Regions from separate parts of the Homo sapiens genome. Here region 2 is linked to region 1. The links are chromatin loops, found by intact Hi-C in ENCODE. Cell type or tissue: PC-9. All regions are shown on one strand.

Region 1 (8,000 bases):
TATACAATGGGTTGGTTAAGAAATCCAATAATTAACTCAGGCAATTCTAATGCAGGGAGCACATCTTGGCTAAGAGGAAGTGAGCCCAGCTAAGTGTTCTAGAACAGCAGAGGAGCGGAGACAGGCAGCCATATTTTAGGGTTAATGGCACAGCTTGGCCATATTTGTGCATGTGTGCAGTGATTTGTTTTTCAGACACAGACTCAATGACTTCCCAGGCTAAAAGACCAAGATATTTTGTGAAAAAAATATAAAACCAACCAGGCTTAAAAAAAAAAACCTCAGCTAGCAATCCACAATGTTTATCCTTTGCTGGAATCAATTCAAAGTCTGAGCAGTTATATGGATTTCTGAGTGGATACATTTACAAGATAAATGAACAAAAAAGTCCACCTAAACTAAGTAAATCTGAAGATTTAGTGATTTTTACAATGTCTGTTGTGGGAATTTATGATGTCAGTGTCTACGGACATTTAACCCTATCAAGTCGAATTTAAGTTTCTTGGAACCATAGGAAGTGCCACTGGGAATGGTGAAAGCTGTGGAATTAGGTTATTTGGATTTTTGTTTTTTAAACTCTCCCTGAGGGGCCGAGGGTCATTTCCTCCATATTGTTTCTTCAGGTTTAAATTGCTGCTTCCCCTCTGAGGCAGTGTGAAAAAGTGAGCTATGGAATAATGAGTCTTTTCAAGTCAAATGCAAACAATTCCACCTTAAAATAGCAGACCTCACCTTAAGCCAGCTTGGCAGCCTGCCAGAGAAGGGCATGAAAGCTGCACTTTAATCAAAAAGATGTGTATTCTTTATGCAGGCTGTGGAATGAACAGCTGGGAAGAGGGTTTTTATTGATTCTTTTTATTTCCCTCTCCTCTTCACCCCCCACCACGCTTTCTAACAAACACATTTAAAATTTACTGGCAGACTTTTTTCTTTTCTGAAACTATTGGAAGAAAAACTTTTTCCTTTCTAAGTGCCCCGTAATTTGGAAGCTTCCTAAAGGGGCTACAAGCTGCATCTCGATACTGCCTTTATCTTGACTGAAATCAAGCCCAGGCAACATTAGGTGCACAAGAATCCTCAGAGAAAAGGGAATAGTGAAATGCTCTGGCAGAAAGAAGCACTATTCCACTGAAGGCTGGATGGAGACACCCAGTTTTGGTCCAGGAATGACAAGTGCTCTGGCTTTAAGGGATGAAGGCAATAAGAATCACACACTGCTCTACCCCTTCGTGATGGAAGTACAGGCTGTAAAGCTATAAAGGATGATTTAATTGCACATAATTTTTGCTGCTGAACCGTGTAAGAAGGAATTTTAGGTATATACGAGACTAGGGCACATCAGTACACACCAGCGGTAATCAGTAAGGCCAGCAATCATCCTTGAAAACAGAGCAACACAGGGCAGTGCAGACATCACATCATGAGTATTAAAAATAATCTCTGTATGCTTTGGGGACCAAAAAATACACGAGGAGCAGTTGATCACTTTGACAGATGTAACAGTCCTCTCTCTCTCCTCTCTCTCTTTTTTTTTTTTTTTTTTGAGACAGAATCTCACTCTGTCACTCAAGCTGGAGTACAGTGGTGCAATGTTGGCTCACTGCAACCTCTGCCTCCTGAGTTCAAGCGATTCTCGTTGCCTCGGCCTCCTGAGTAGCTGGGATTACAGGTGCGTGCCACCACATTAGGCTAATTTTAGTATTTTTAGTAGAGACGGGATTTTGCCATGTTGGCCAGGCTGATCTCAAACTCCTGTCCTCAGGTGATCCATCCACCTTGGCCTCCCAAAGTGCTGGGATTACAGGCATGAGCCACCGTGCCTCCCTCTCTTTATTCTGTGCTAAAACAGAGATGCAAATTGGGGGTCTGGACAAAAAATCCAGCATGTTTGGCCTTCATAGTGTCTTCTAACAATCTTTAACATAGTGATAATGTGTAATTCATAGTATCTTCTAACAATTTTTAAAATTAGTGCTAATGCAAATTGGGGACTAGACCACAAACCCAACACGCAGACCTGTTTTGTTTGGCCAAAAAATTTTAAAGTTAGTGCTAATGTGTAATTTAGAAGTTACCATATAAACCCAGCTTTTCAGCTTCTCTTGAAAAATTGGAGATGTGGCACACTGGGTGTGCATCTCCAGATGAAAACAGCTGGAAAGATCTGAGTAGTAGATGCCCCATTAGATGAGGCAAGTGCTTGCTAGATTGATAACCTTGCCTTCCTATGCATGGAACCTGCCTGGCCTAGGTAAGCATTTGAGTTTACAGTCCCTATAGCAAATGTGCAATAGTTCAATTAGCAAGTAGCTACTGAACATCCTTTATCCATGTGCAGATTCTATTATAGCACTTCCCAGTTGAAAGCTTTTCATAGCTCTCTGCTTGCCAACATTATGAGATGCAAACTCTTCAGGTTGGAATAAAATCTCCCAACCTTTGCGTCATTCACTAATGCTGAGTTCTCTTCCCACACGTCCATGGATACTCACACTTCATATCTTCCAACTGCACAAGTTGTGTTTGTCTTCATTTGTTCCCGGAATCCCCCCTTCTGAATAGATGCTGCTGACTGTCCTCGTTCCACCCTTCTTTCACATAGTTAGCTGTGGAAGTCTTACTCATCTGCAAGGACTAGGTCAAGCCTGATTCATTGAAGACCACTCTTCTCAACTTCTTTGTGCAGAAGGGCCAATTTCCTTTTCTCTCTTCCTTCCTTTTCCCTTTTTTTTTTTTTTTTTTGAAAATTTCCAATCTGCTCACAGACATACAAAGCACAAAGCACAAGTTGTAATTTTTTATTATGAGATTCAGCAGGTAGAATTTCTACTTTGTCAATTGCTGTAAGAGTTTCTAAATAAATACTCTCAATTTCTGAACTTATTTCATATGGAGTAATAATGAGAGCTGGCTCTTGGATCATATTTTGAGTATCTTTTGTCAGATACTCTCAGGTGAATTAGTCTCCCTGTTACCTGCATTCACACAGAACTGTCTATACTTTTACCATGGCAAATTGTATTAGAGCTGTTTAGGTTGCTCTGCCTGTTCCATTTTAAACTTTAGGAGGACAAGAGCTTTTTTGAGTCTGTCTCCCTCATCTTGGCCCCTCTGGGCCTATTTGCCAATGAAAGGGGTTTAGTCAATGTTGGATTTTCAGCACTGTTCCCAGGAGGTGTCAGGAGCAGGAGGATTCAGAATCATTTTGCCATAGTGGTAGCCTTCAAGGAGTTTATAGTAATGTTAAATAGAAGATTAATGTTAAAAGAGAAACTTTAGCAGATTAAACCTTTAAAGAGTTTATTTGGGCAGACAGCAATTCATGAATTGGACAGCTCTAGACTGGAAGTGGTTCAGGGCTTCAGCAGAGGTGGTTGATGGAAAAGCTTTTACAGGGTGAATGAGAAAGCAGAGCAAAGAAATTATTTGATTGGTTGAAGTTTGGAAAATTGCCCTATTTGGACTATCTTGGTGGGAAGTTCAAGACAATAATCAATGCCCAGTTGGCTATGTGATTGGTTGAGCTTAAGTTTCATTTCTTTTAAATTAGCCTCTTGCATGAAATGAGGCTGAGCTAGGTTTTAGTTTCCTTAGGTAGGAACCCAGGGTTCCTGTCTAATGGCTTCTCATTTTATTATTTCAATGTTAACTTGCATAAATATATAGCAGATAGTACACAACAAATAATTGCTGAAGTTTGTGATACATCTTATGAAAATGTAGGTAGAAAATAAGGTGCCCAGTGAATGCTGGGCCAGACTTAGATTTCAGTCTATAACTTGAGAGAGACCTTCCCATTGAAGATGGCAGCCCTAAGTGGTTGTTTATATGGACAATGTACTCTGTGCTTTAGTTTGCTCCTCTTTCAATTGAGGGGTTCAATTAAGGGATCCCCTTAATTTCCATGGCCATATGATTCAGAAGTGTCAACAATGGAATAATCTACTATGTATATAGTTTGTAGAAAATAGTTAGAATGCACATATTTTTTCATCTTTTTTTTCCCAACCTGCCTAGGTGAAAATCTAACTTGGACATACTTCTTTATAGCAACATCTCTATAGATACAAATGACAATTTAGATCCAATTTATCACTTACTCATGTTAACTAATGTTCACTCCAGTCAGCTATATTGAAAATATTAAAATAATTAAACAAATTTCTGGGAGTTTGTGATAATGGGATTTGACTGGTTCTTCCTTTGGTATTTTCTGTGATGTTTCTCCTTCATTTTATTGCCAAAGTCAGAGGGATTGTTATAGTATAGGCCTGAAGCCTGCTTTCAGGATCTGTGCAGAACCAACCAACCAAGAGAGCCTTTTATTTTGTCCCCCAGTTGACCTCCTTCCAGATATGCTGAGTCCATTTCCCTGAAATGACTGAGCGGGGAGAGGTAACTGCAGCTGTGTTTGGATACCTTCTTTCTCTCCCTTGGCTCCAGCCCAGGGAAACGCACACACTCTTTCACAATCACACAAACCACTTCATTATCATATTTTTGAGGATGTTGGCCAGGGGAAAGGGCAGACCAGTCAGTAGGCTGGAAAGTTAGAAATGTGTGTGTTTATTTTTCCCTCCCCTCTCCACTGTGCTATTGGAACTGGTATAGAAAGGGAATAGTCATTCACAGTTGCCCCTTTTCAGGAGGGTGAAGTTCAGAGGAAGAAATGTTTGCATAGACATTTGATAATCATAATAAAAAGACCATTAGAAGCTCATTGATTAAACAGTTACTGCAGATTTCAACTACAACTTAGAACTGTTTTTTTTGTTTTTGTTTTTGTTTTTTTTTTTTTTTTAGACAAGGTCTCTCTCTGTTTCCTAAACTGAGTGCAGTGGCATGATCATGGCTCATTGCAGCCTCAACCTCCTGGCCTCTTGGGCTCAAGCAATCCTCCTACCTCAGCTTCCCGAGTAGCTGGAAGCACAAGCATGTGCTACCATGCCTGGCTAATTTTTTAATTTTTTGTAGAGATGGGAGTCTCCCTATGTTGCCCAGGCTGGTCTTGAACTACTGGGCTCAAATGATCCTTCTGCCTCGGTCTCCCAAAATGTTGGGATTTATAGGCATGAGCCACTGCACCTCACTAGATACTTAGGTACTTTGGAAAGAGGAGCCCAGATGGGCAAATGTATTAAGGGTTTGTCATTTATGATTGGCACTAGAGCTGTATCACATAGTGTGGAAGAAAATTAAATTAATTCTCTCCCTGTAAATGTGCTTTGTAAAATTTTAATGTGCTATGTAAATAAGTTGGTAATGTTTTCAATGCATAAAGCTGTAGCTTAGATTCAATGAATGTTTATTTTTAACTTATGAAGTGAGATTGTAGCTCATTTTATGAAAGAGGCTAACAAACCTTTGGATGTATAAATTCTGATATATCTATTGAACAAGGTATATGTTTTATTCAATGATCCGATATTGGTGACCTACTATGTGAAAATTACTTGAATAATGATAGTGAATACTTTTATGATACTATGGTTTACATGCTGTTCTTACATGGCATTAATTTATTTTGCCTCTATGAATACTATCGGTTATCACCTCCTGCAGATGAGGAAACAAAGGTATGGTTGTCTTTGACTTGGTTTTAGCGATGGAATTATAGGTTTCAAAAAATAGCATGGGAGTGCAGAGGGAAATCTAGGAGGCAGGATCTGAGTTGTGAACATTAGGAAGTTGCTAGACAAATGCTACGGTTTGAACGTGTCCCCCAAAAGTTCATGTGTTGGAAATGTAATCTCAATGCAACAGTCTTGGAAGGTGGGGCCTCACAGGAGGTAATTAGGTCAGGAGGGCTCTATCCTCATGAATGGCTTAATATTGTTATTGCAGGAGTGGATTAGTTATTGCGAGAGTGGGTTTGTCGTAAAAGCAAGTTCTGCTGCATCACTGTCTTGCTCTTTCTCCCTCTCTGTCACATGCACTCTATGAGAAATACATTTCTTTTCTTTTCTTTTCTTTTTTTTTTTGAGATGGATCCTTCCTCTGTCGCCCAAGCTGGAGTGCAGTGGCCCGATCTCAGCTCACTGCAACCTCCACCTCCTGGGTTCAAACAATTCTCCTGCCTCAGCCTCCCAAATAGCTGGGATTACAGGCGCCCGCAACCATGCCCAGCTAATTTTTGTATTTTTAGTAAAGACAGGGTTTCACCATGTTCGCCAGGCTGATCTCAAACCCCTGACCTCAGGCGATCCACCCGCCTTGGCCTTCCAAAGTGCTGGGATTACAGGAGTGAGGCTCCGCGCCGGGCCTAATTTCTTTTCTTTATAAATTACCCAGTCTGTGGTATTCTGTTATACCAACACAAAATGGACAAAGATAACAAAGGAGGTAGGAAAGTACATTGAAATGATTCCACTGTCACAAACATTTCTAAATGCTTTTCCAATGTATATGTTTTAAAATTACTTTCAAAATATGTGGCACATTTTTCAGTATTCTCAATTGTGGCAAATCTTTGGATGTGAAAGTATATTTGAATGTTGGACAAAGTGAAATATCATTCACATTCAAGTTTAGTAAATGAAACCAGTTATTTTTTCAATATTGGCAAATGGCTTAAAAAATAATACTAATATTTTGCATGTGCTTCATATATAAATAGGTTCTAAAGCTAATACCAAAAAAGTCTGAAGAACATTTTCAGCTTATCTTACAACTAGAAGCCCAAATAATAGGAATATGAATTTACATATGCAAATGAAAACCAGCTTCATTTTAAAAGTTTAATGTGGGCATTAGATGTACTTGTGTATTGTGCTTCCAAGGATCTGTGTGTACAGCTCTATTATCATACACTGCATTACAGGTGGGTGTGAGTTCCACCTCCAGCCTGTGAGATGCCTGCAGGGAGCCATCCTGAGTCCTCCGAATTGACACAGTGTCTTTGGGGTAGGAATTTCCCAGTGAATGCTTACTTAAATGAATTCAGTAAGTGCGTTTTGATTTTTCCATAGATTGACACAGTGGAACAGTGGCTAAGAGATGATTCTTTACTATAAGCACCCTTCATAGGCAAAGTGGGAATGTGCTTATTGATGAGGTCAAATAATTCAGACTGCGGTTCCCACATTGGTCTTGAGTAGTGGATGGCTCCACTAAAACACTAGGTTTCATGGGTTTCACCTGTTTTCTGGTAGTTAATTTAAGGAGATGGTGCACTAAGACAACTTAGATGGAAAAAATAAATAGCAGCATAAAAAGCAAACTGTGATTGTATAGAACTGTGAGATAATATTCAACTTCGTTTCATTTATTTATTTATTTATTTAGTGACAGAGCGTCGCTCTATTGCCCAGGCTGGAGTGCAGTGGCACGATCTCACTGCAACCTCCGCCTCCTAGGTTCAAGTGATCCTCCTGCCTCATCCTCCTGAGTAGTTGGGATTACAGGCACCTGCCACCACTCCCTGCTAATTTTTGTATTTTTAATAGAGATGGGGTTTCACCATGTTGGCCAGGCTGCTCTTGAACTCCTGACCTCAAGTGATCTGCCCACCTTGTCCTCCCAAAGTGCTGGGATTACAGGTATGAGCCACTGCACCCGGCCTCAACTTGATTTTAATGTGTGGGTGAGAAATATATGTTCTCATGTACTCAGTTTTGGTTTAAGTGTATAAATGGACTTACACGTGACACAGGTTGGAAAGAAGCAGAACACTTTAGGCAACAAGGCACTTGATGAAGCACCATGGTACTCTAAGACCTTCTCCACTTTGTCCACATCCCACCTTCCTTTCATGATGCAGCTCTCATTCCACCTCCTTCCTGAAATCTCTCCTGACCTCTTCATTCTAATTAACATACCTTTCTCCGGACATCCAGAGCATCTCATCTTGCCTTTCCTAAGGTACTTTTTCCCAACACCTTCCACCTGGTTTAATACCTATCTGTATATATCTTCTCCTCCTCCCCACCACTATATATTATGCCCCACATGCGCAGAGTCTGTGTATCTACATCTTTGTCTCTTTACATGGTGTCTGGCAC
Region 2 (8,000 bases), 770 kb after region 1:
ACCTGGCATGCAATATGCACTCAATAGTGTTTGATGCACGAATCCATGTGAAGGAATAAGCTAAGTTTCTTTTCTTCTTTGAGGTCATCATGAGAAGATAAGGAGCAAATTTTGTAAAGATAATTGTAAAATGTGTACATCTAGTGAGGAGGTTAGTCCTATCTACAACCCAAACTCCTTTTCCTGCAACCAAAAGGATCCATGTTAGAGGAAGACCTGTGTGCCTAAACTTATATTAGATCCTACCAGTACTCTTCAAGATAAGACAAGACACAGACTATGCCTGGGAGGAGATGGCAATCTAGTGAGATAAGTAAGTTATAAATGCACACATGACACAGACACAAAAATTGAAAAAAAAGAGAAGAGTATGCAGACAAATATTTGTTCAGATTTAAAAGAGGTTTCTGGAATGATTAGGAATGCAGATAACTAATAGGCTGGAGAAACAGTCCACATTGTGCACCACTTTGACCCTGCTCCTTGGCTGTTTTCCACCACAATTAGTTGTCTGGCAACCTTGCAAGATCTTAATAAAAATAACTCATAAGATTTAGTCACATCAGAAAAATCATCAAAATGTGTGATTGCAAATGTTTTGAAAGGGTCATGAGCTAAATAAGCATCTAGGATATACATTTAAAAAATTGCCTTATCTCTTTCATCTCCAAAGAAAACACCAGAAGGATACTGTCATATCTTCGGCACTCTCACCCCATCCTTCAAAATCTATTAATATCACATTGTGAAGTTGGTGCCATTGTCAGGAGTCCAATACAATCCCACAGCATTTCTTTCTTTTGTTTTTTCCTTTCTTGGAGAAGTAACCTTTTTCTAATCTTGTTACACACATTTTCATGCTTTCTAACCTAGTAAATACCAGATGTATTTTTTGCTTGTAATTACATCAGATTTCATGACCTAAAAGAACATGAAATAATATAATTACACTATTTATATAAATAATATACTCAGGAGATTGTGCAAAGCCCCTCACAGTTCACAAAGCCCATTTGCACATAGTTGTTGTCAACTTAAAACCACTCTATGATTTGTTTGGACAGATTATAGTGGGTTTTTTTTTTCCATTTTAGAAAGAAGAAAATTGAAGTTTAGAAATGCTAAGGAAAATTCTCAAGGTTAACAGAGCATGCAAATGGTAAAATGATTCTTGAAAACCATTCATCTGCCTCTAAAATTACGATATCCTGTTCCTATGCGTGGGATGCACAATTGAGAGAAAGAGGGAGAGAGGCAGCTGATCTTCCCTAGTGCCCCTAGCATAGTAGTCGGGAGGTCAGGCAATTTCCTAAACTCAATGTACTATCATAGCAATAACTCAATCCATAACTCCTTCCTTATTATTCTATATTTCGCACTAGAAAAAAAATGGCACTTCTCTGGACTGGCTATATTGTTTACAGGAACTAATACCCTGTTCTTAGGGTCTTCCCAATGCAAAATTGGAAAAAGTATAGAAAAACATTCTCCTGGTATTTTATTACTAAATCTTTAGATATACATCTTAATTTTTGGATGCTTCTATTTCTCTCACAGCCCCAGAAATCCAGCGTTTCTTAGGACTTTCGCTATCCTGAGCAATCTACCAAAACCACCTTCTCTAAGAAGAACCCTATGTACTTCCCTGTTTTGGTCATCTTTTCCATAGAAAGAGGAAAATAAATGAGTTCATACTAAGACATTAATGATAGTAATTTGATAAATGGACTTCTCTGTTAATGGCAAAGCTATTTCTTTTATGAGTCTCTTATTGGTTCATTTCAGATATCAGTGACAGGCTGCAAGGGAAAATATTTGGAAATGGTTAGTCTTACTAGAAACTGCTACCCCTAAACCTCACCATAACATTAATTAGATGGATATTTTTAAGTCTAGCATCCTAGATTTAGATTAATAATTTGTCTATATTGCTTTTAAAATGAAGAATTACATTTTAAATGCTTAGACTATTAAACTGAAATATTGTCTGAATAAAAATAATAAACTGTCATTGACAAATAACCACTTCTACTTTCAACATGTCAGAGAAAACTGTAAAAGACAGAGAAAAGAGACTGGATACTGTGGAAGTTTCCCAGTGGGTCCAAAGGAAATAAAATGTCCCCTTTTCCTGAGCCCATTTAAGCCTTGCTTACATTAACTTTTAGAAAATGCACGGAGAAAATATTTCAGAGAAGGGTCTTACTGGGATAAATTCGTATATTTCTTGGAACTCTGGTAGCCCATGAACGACAGCATATGTTAGTGTTAACCTTGTGTTACATTTCTGAACCAGTGTCCAGCTCAGCCTCTGAGGCCATCTGCTTTCAGCGCTGAAAATAACCAGAGATGACTGAATTCTTGGAACACATTTTTCCTACTGTTTTATTAGAAAAACATTTCCACCCTAATCAATCTCTGTGTTTTACCTCAAGCATATATTTGATGAACATCCTAGGTTTGGTTCTTTACTACACACAGTAGACTTTATATCCCCAGGAAAGCAATATTTGACGTTGGAGAAGTTTCAGTGCACATGCAATGGAATCCTATAAAGTCTCATTTGCTTTGCTCTCTGCTCTCAGGAGGAAAAGGGACATGTACTAAATGAAACCACAAGAGCAGGGAGATAAAGGAGCCCGTGTGCTGGTATTTTCCCTGCATTAATGCTTTCAGCATCCTCCTCACTCATTTAGATGTTCTAGTTATATATTTTTTCCCATATCCCATCTATTGTGTTTTCTTCCCTCTTTAGATGGCTCTTTGTGGCTCTCCTGATTGTCTGTATCTGACGGCTGAGGCACATAATCTAAAATGTGTGCTCAGATAAATGGTGAAAACAGAACATCTGAAAACACGAAAGTATTCCTGGCTGACTTATGATTCAAATAGGATCTTCTTTGTCCCAATTAAGCAAGCCTACTTGAACAAAGATAGCTAAAACATTGTTTTCACACAGACATTTTTAAAAATGTATCAAATAAAGCAGAATAAAAGGACATAGAGGATGATATGGGAAGAACATTACTTACTAAGTCATTGCCTTTAGAAATCTTGAAGACATGTATTGAATTGCTTTGTTTCTGAACTGGATGGAAGCTCTGCAAAAATCCTCCTGTGACTTCTTTCATAGCCTTCATTCAGTTTTATATTGTTCTGAAGGTCCAGGCAGGGAGGATATGTAATTGGACATTTGGTGAATGCAGAGGAGTGAAATTGTGTCCAAAGTTATTAGCTTATCTTAGTTTGAAGAGCAAGGAGAACATTTTATTTCATCTAACTTTTTATAGCAATCAATTAATCCTGTTTCAAGGATAACAACAGAATGTCTTTATTCATTCTCATGGAAACATTGACATCTAGTGGGTCACTGCATTAATGCAGGCCAGCTCAAAAGCTGGGGGAAATTCTCAAATCTTTGTGATGCTCAGTGTGGTACGCTCTCTTTGATTAATTTGGCCCATTGATCTCACTAGGTAGCTGCTGTTGATAATTGTGTATTTTTAAAAAATGATTCAAAGAAAGCTGTAGAAAACAAAATGAACATATCTCACCTATAGCTTTCATGTATGTTATAAATAAATTCTTAAGGACTATTTTACTTGAAGATCTAATTCGTGTTTGTAGGAATCAAAACTCATAATGGTTCACTGAGTTTTACTAATGATAGAAGCTATCTATTCGTGTTAGGAGACCTGCAGAGCCTGGCACAGTAGTTCCCAAACTTTTAAAATTCATAGATGACTTCGATAAACAGTATGAATACTCGGCCAGGAAATTTTATATTTGAGCAGCCACACTAAATTTTGCACACAACCTCAAGGAGTGCATAAAACATTTGAAGGTCAGGCTGTAAAAAACAAACAAAACCTGAACTAGTAATAGTGATAGGAAACTCTTGGAAACTCTTTTATTTATTTATTTATTTATTTATTTATTTATTTATTTATTTATTTATTTATTTATTTATTTTTGAGATGGAGTCTCGCGCTGCTGCCCAGGCTGGAGTGCAGTGGCGCGATCTCGGCTCACTGCAAGCTCCGCCTCCCTTGTTCAAGTGATTCTCCTGCCTCAGCCTCCGGAGTAGCTGAGACTACAGGCGACCCCACCATGCCCGTTTAATTTTTGTATTTTTAGTAGAGACGGGGTTTCCCCATGTTTGCCAGGATGGTCTCCATCTCTTGACCTTGTGATCCCCGCCTGCCTCGGCCTCCCAAAGTGCTGAGATTACAGGCGTGAGCCACTATGCCCGGCCGATAGCAAACTCTGTCATACCACTTACTACGTGTCAGGTACTGTTTTAAGTGCTGTTCATGTATGAGCTCATTTAACCCTCCCAACTCTTCTAAGAAGTAGCTATTATTCTTCACCGTTTCCACAGAAAAAGAAACAGAAACACAGAGACATAAAAATATTGGCTTAAAGCCACACAGTCCCTAGCAGGTAGAGTTAAGACTCAAACCTAGGTAGGCTGGCCCCAAATTCTATGTTCTGTCACACTGCCCAAAGCCTTCAGAGATGGCTAGACAGGCAGATGGAAACCTTAGACACTGGTTTCACTATGGCCAGTCTCTTTAAGCAATCTCTTCAGACTACTGTAATTACTTTCTATCCACCATTGCCTAGAATTGTGTTGCAACAAATAGACATGCATTATCTAATGAGAGGATAAGAAAACAGGCAGAGAAATACGGCAATGTGTTTTGGGCCCCTTAAAATGGAGATACAATGCAAATTTGCATTACTAGGACTGGCAAGTCCTGTAGTCTTAGGCTGACAGCCACTGGAAATAAAAATGACCCACACATCGATCACAAAAACACTGAACTTGAGCAAATATTGTCAGTTCTGGGGTGGCAGGAGATGTGATAGATCTTCTTTGTGTTATAAGACCTTTAATCTTTCACCTTCATACTTTGTACTTCAAAAAGTCCCTTCAAAGCAAACTTTCCTGTGGTCACATTAGAAGAGAAGAGTTACAGCATCTGCTCCCTAGTATGCAATCCTCCTGGAGTGCAATGGTAATGAGGTTAGGGAGAAGTGTTCAAGTACATACTAGGTTACTGCCATCCAAGATGTCCCAGCTGGATCATCCTACTCACATCCTCCCCCAGAGTCTGCTGGGAGACTAAAGAAAAGGGCTGTTGGACAGCCAGAAACCTTTCTGAGTAGTGTCTCTCCCTTAAACCCCTAAACACTTGGCTGCGATAAAGAATCTCCTTTTGAATCCATTTCTAGATGGCAAGAGAGGGAGTGGAAGGCCATTTCCGCCTCTTTGAAAAGACCTGTTTATTTCCAAGGAACCATTTATAAATATGAGAGTCTCTCAATTACCTTTTTCATACAATTTTCCTTTGAAATGGATATGGTGAAAACTTGAAAAGCATTCTTTTTGAATTCTAGGAAGTTTTCCCTTTCTCACCTTTGGCACAAATATTTAACCAAGCTAAGAATCATAATTGCTCTTTCACAAATGAAACTGGGTTTGTTAACACAGAATTTCTGATGCAGATGAAGAGAAAGAGAAGTGAACATCCACGGATGGTAAAACATTTTCTCCAGAGTATCCTGACGAATCCGAAAGAAAGGCACACGTGTTTTCCAATTAAGAAAATGCCTGCCGAGCAATGGGTAATGCCATATGTTTGAGTCTCTTAAATGGAAATGAATGGTCAAAAGCTTTTTGCTAAAAAAGAAAAGAAAGGGGGTTGCTATTGCTTTTGTGGCCTGGTAATCCAAACTTCTGAAATCTCGTCACTTCATTTCTGTGAACGCCACTATTATCTTAAGTGCACTTGGACTATTTAATATTGATGTCCTAATTGTATAATTAATACAAGCAAATTTACCCTTCTCTACTTTGCCCTTAAAAATACCATTTTTCTCATTCAAAAAGAGAACTCAGTAGATTCCCAGCATAGTTTTCAGTGATTTAATCTTCTGTGATAAAGTCCTGTGCTTTGTACTTCACCGCTGGACTATCAATGTCTCCTCACAAACCCTTGAGGGATGAAATCAAAAGGCTTTTGAGATTCAGAATAGACTCCATCTACTGCCTCACCATTTCCTTATTCTTTTCTGAGCGATATGAAAGACTTGCTCAATAAATGTTAAATGAATAATAAAGGTCAGAGGAAGGTCATAATTTCTTTTGAAAGAGGCACATTTTCTTAAGCCCATCAAATTGAAATTTTCTAACTACAGGGGAAATATGTACCCTCATTAACAAAGAATGGTCCTTTCATTTTCCACTCAGTACACAGACTTGTGTTCTCCTGATCTAGGTATCCATACAGAACCATATTAAAAGGGACTGGGACTCAATATTTTGTAAAAATGGTAGAAGGTTTTACTGTAAAGAACTGAAACCTGCACTATAATGAGAATCAGATGTGGCTTACAACATATAGGACACAACTAAGAAAGACTGTTAGGTTGCTTCTGAGACTGAATACCTCTTTGCTAAGGACTGAGGGAACTCCTTTGCCAATGGAGTTAAAGGACTGAGTTCCGCTTTTGTCTGGTTCCCCTTTGGTGGGTGCTATGTTGCTATTGCTCCGTTAGAGTTTGTGCCAAGACCTTTAAAACTCAGACTAGAACTTTGTTTAGCTACTCATTGAAATAATGAAAATAATAAATAATGTTAGCATATATATATATATATATATATATACTCTTATGACTATAATATAAGTAATATCATTCATTCAGGGTTTACCGTACTAAGTGTTCTAGTAAACACAGCATTGTGTTTATTTCACTTAGTTATCCCCTAGTAGAAGATAAGTTTCATGAATGCAGGGACATTTTTTTCTTATACACTATGGAACCACCCATGCCTGGAACACTGTCTACTGTGTAGCTCGTTGAATTAATAAATGAATGTTCGTGGTATTACAATATATATTTGACAGATGAAAAAAATTAAGGCTAATCAATGTTGCTTTGCCTCTACATTATCAAAGAACAAGTCCCTTTGCACACAGCTAGTAAGTTTTGGGCTGAGGTATAACTCAGTTCTATCTAACTTCAAAAACCAACAAATATATTTCAAAGTAATGAAGTCTATTGCCATGAAAAGCATTGCTTTCCTTCCAGATGTTATTGGTAAATTATTAGCCCTATGTCTCTACTCTGAGTGAGACACTTGGCTTCTCAGTGTTCTGCACAGTGGACTCCATTCTCTCCTCTGCAATTAATACAGAAAACGTTTTAAAGTCCTTTGTTGTCACTCTACCTACATGGTGCCCAGCTGGAATGTGGTCACCTGTTTGTGCAGGAATGTGACATTCTTATGTGTCAGCATTAACTAGTACATAAACATTATCTCATAACAATAGCTCTGGTCATTACATATATACTTTTTTATTTTTACCAAATATTATATAGGTTTTATTGAGTCTCTCTAGTTTCTCAGCTATTTACCTTCTTTACACTGGACTTTTCACAACTTATCTCCCCAAACTAGTTTCCTATCCTCAACTATTTTTGAAAGTTACAAGCTACATTCAGAAACTGAATGATATTCAGACTAAAAATCTTATGCTCAAGGTGACTTAAGCCAAACACTAACAAGCAGTAAAGAATGTGCTTCCTGGGCTAAATTTGCTTGTGAATCCTTTGTTTTCTTCCCTCCTTCAATGAAGCCTGGAAGAAGAAATCCTGGGTAGTTGAGGGGGTCCTGGCTGACCATTTACTAGCCGTGTATGATTTGGAGCAAGTGCTTTATCCTCACGACTTTCAATCTGTAAACATCGAGGTAGTTTTATATCTTCATTCAGGGTTTTTATTTTATCTTTGAAAATGTTTAATTTGTCATATTTAACATGAACATTACAAAATTCAAAAATGCCAAAGAATATTTGGTTACATGTAAATCTTCCACCACTGCTATCCTCTAACTCAAAACCACTGTTTGTTATGTATCCTTCCAATGAAATCCTTTGCATAGTCAAGCAATTTTATTCATTTTTAACACCAAAGGTAGTTTACTATACATA

The links. Hi-C counts contacts between places; a loop is a spot of excess contacts. Peaks named below come from ENCODE experiments on the same cell type or tissue, not always from the same donor. Only the 100,000 strongest peaks of a DNase experiment are listed, where the experiment ranks them.
Region 2: a loop joins it to region 1, with 5 times the contacts of the local background. A loop is called at or near these places in 4 of 110 quality-filtered maps.

Annotation. Positions count from the first base shown.
Region 1 is chr3:177,610,762-177,618,761 of GRCh38, forward strand. The region is part of intron 2 of LINC00578 (long intergenic non-protein coding RNA 578); the gene reads left to right. Among named protein-coding and RNA genes, the nearest start is that of LINC00578, 170 kb to the left of the region's middle. RefSeq lists an enhancer at 1-50. In PC-9, no CTCF peak of the experiment used is centred here; DNase peaks (open chromatin) are centred at 743 and 4,460; H3K4me3 peaks cover 626 bases; H3K27ac peaks cover 3,353 bases.
Region 2 is chr3:178,382,175-178,390,174 of GRCh38, forward strand. LOC105374235 (a long non-coding RNA gene) reads right to left here and starts at 3,119. Exons shown (of 11, transcript NR_188692.1): 1 at 3,033-3,119. In PC-9, CTCF peaks have their summits at 3,360 (motif pointing left) and 3,566; a DNase peak (open chromatin) is centred at 457; H3K27ac peaks cover 808 bases.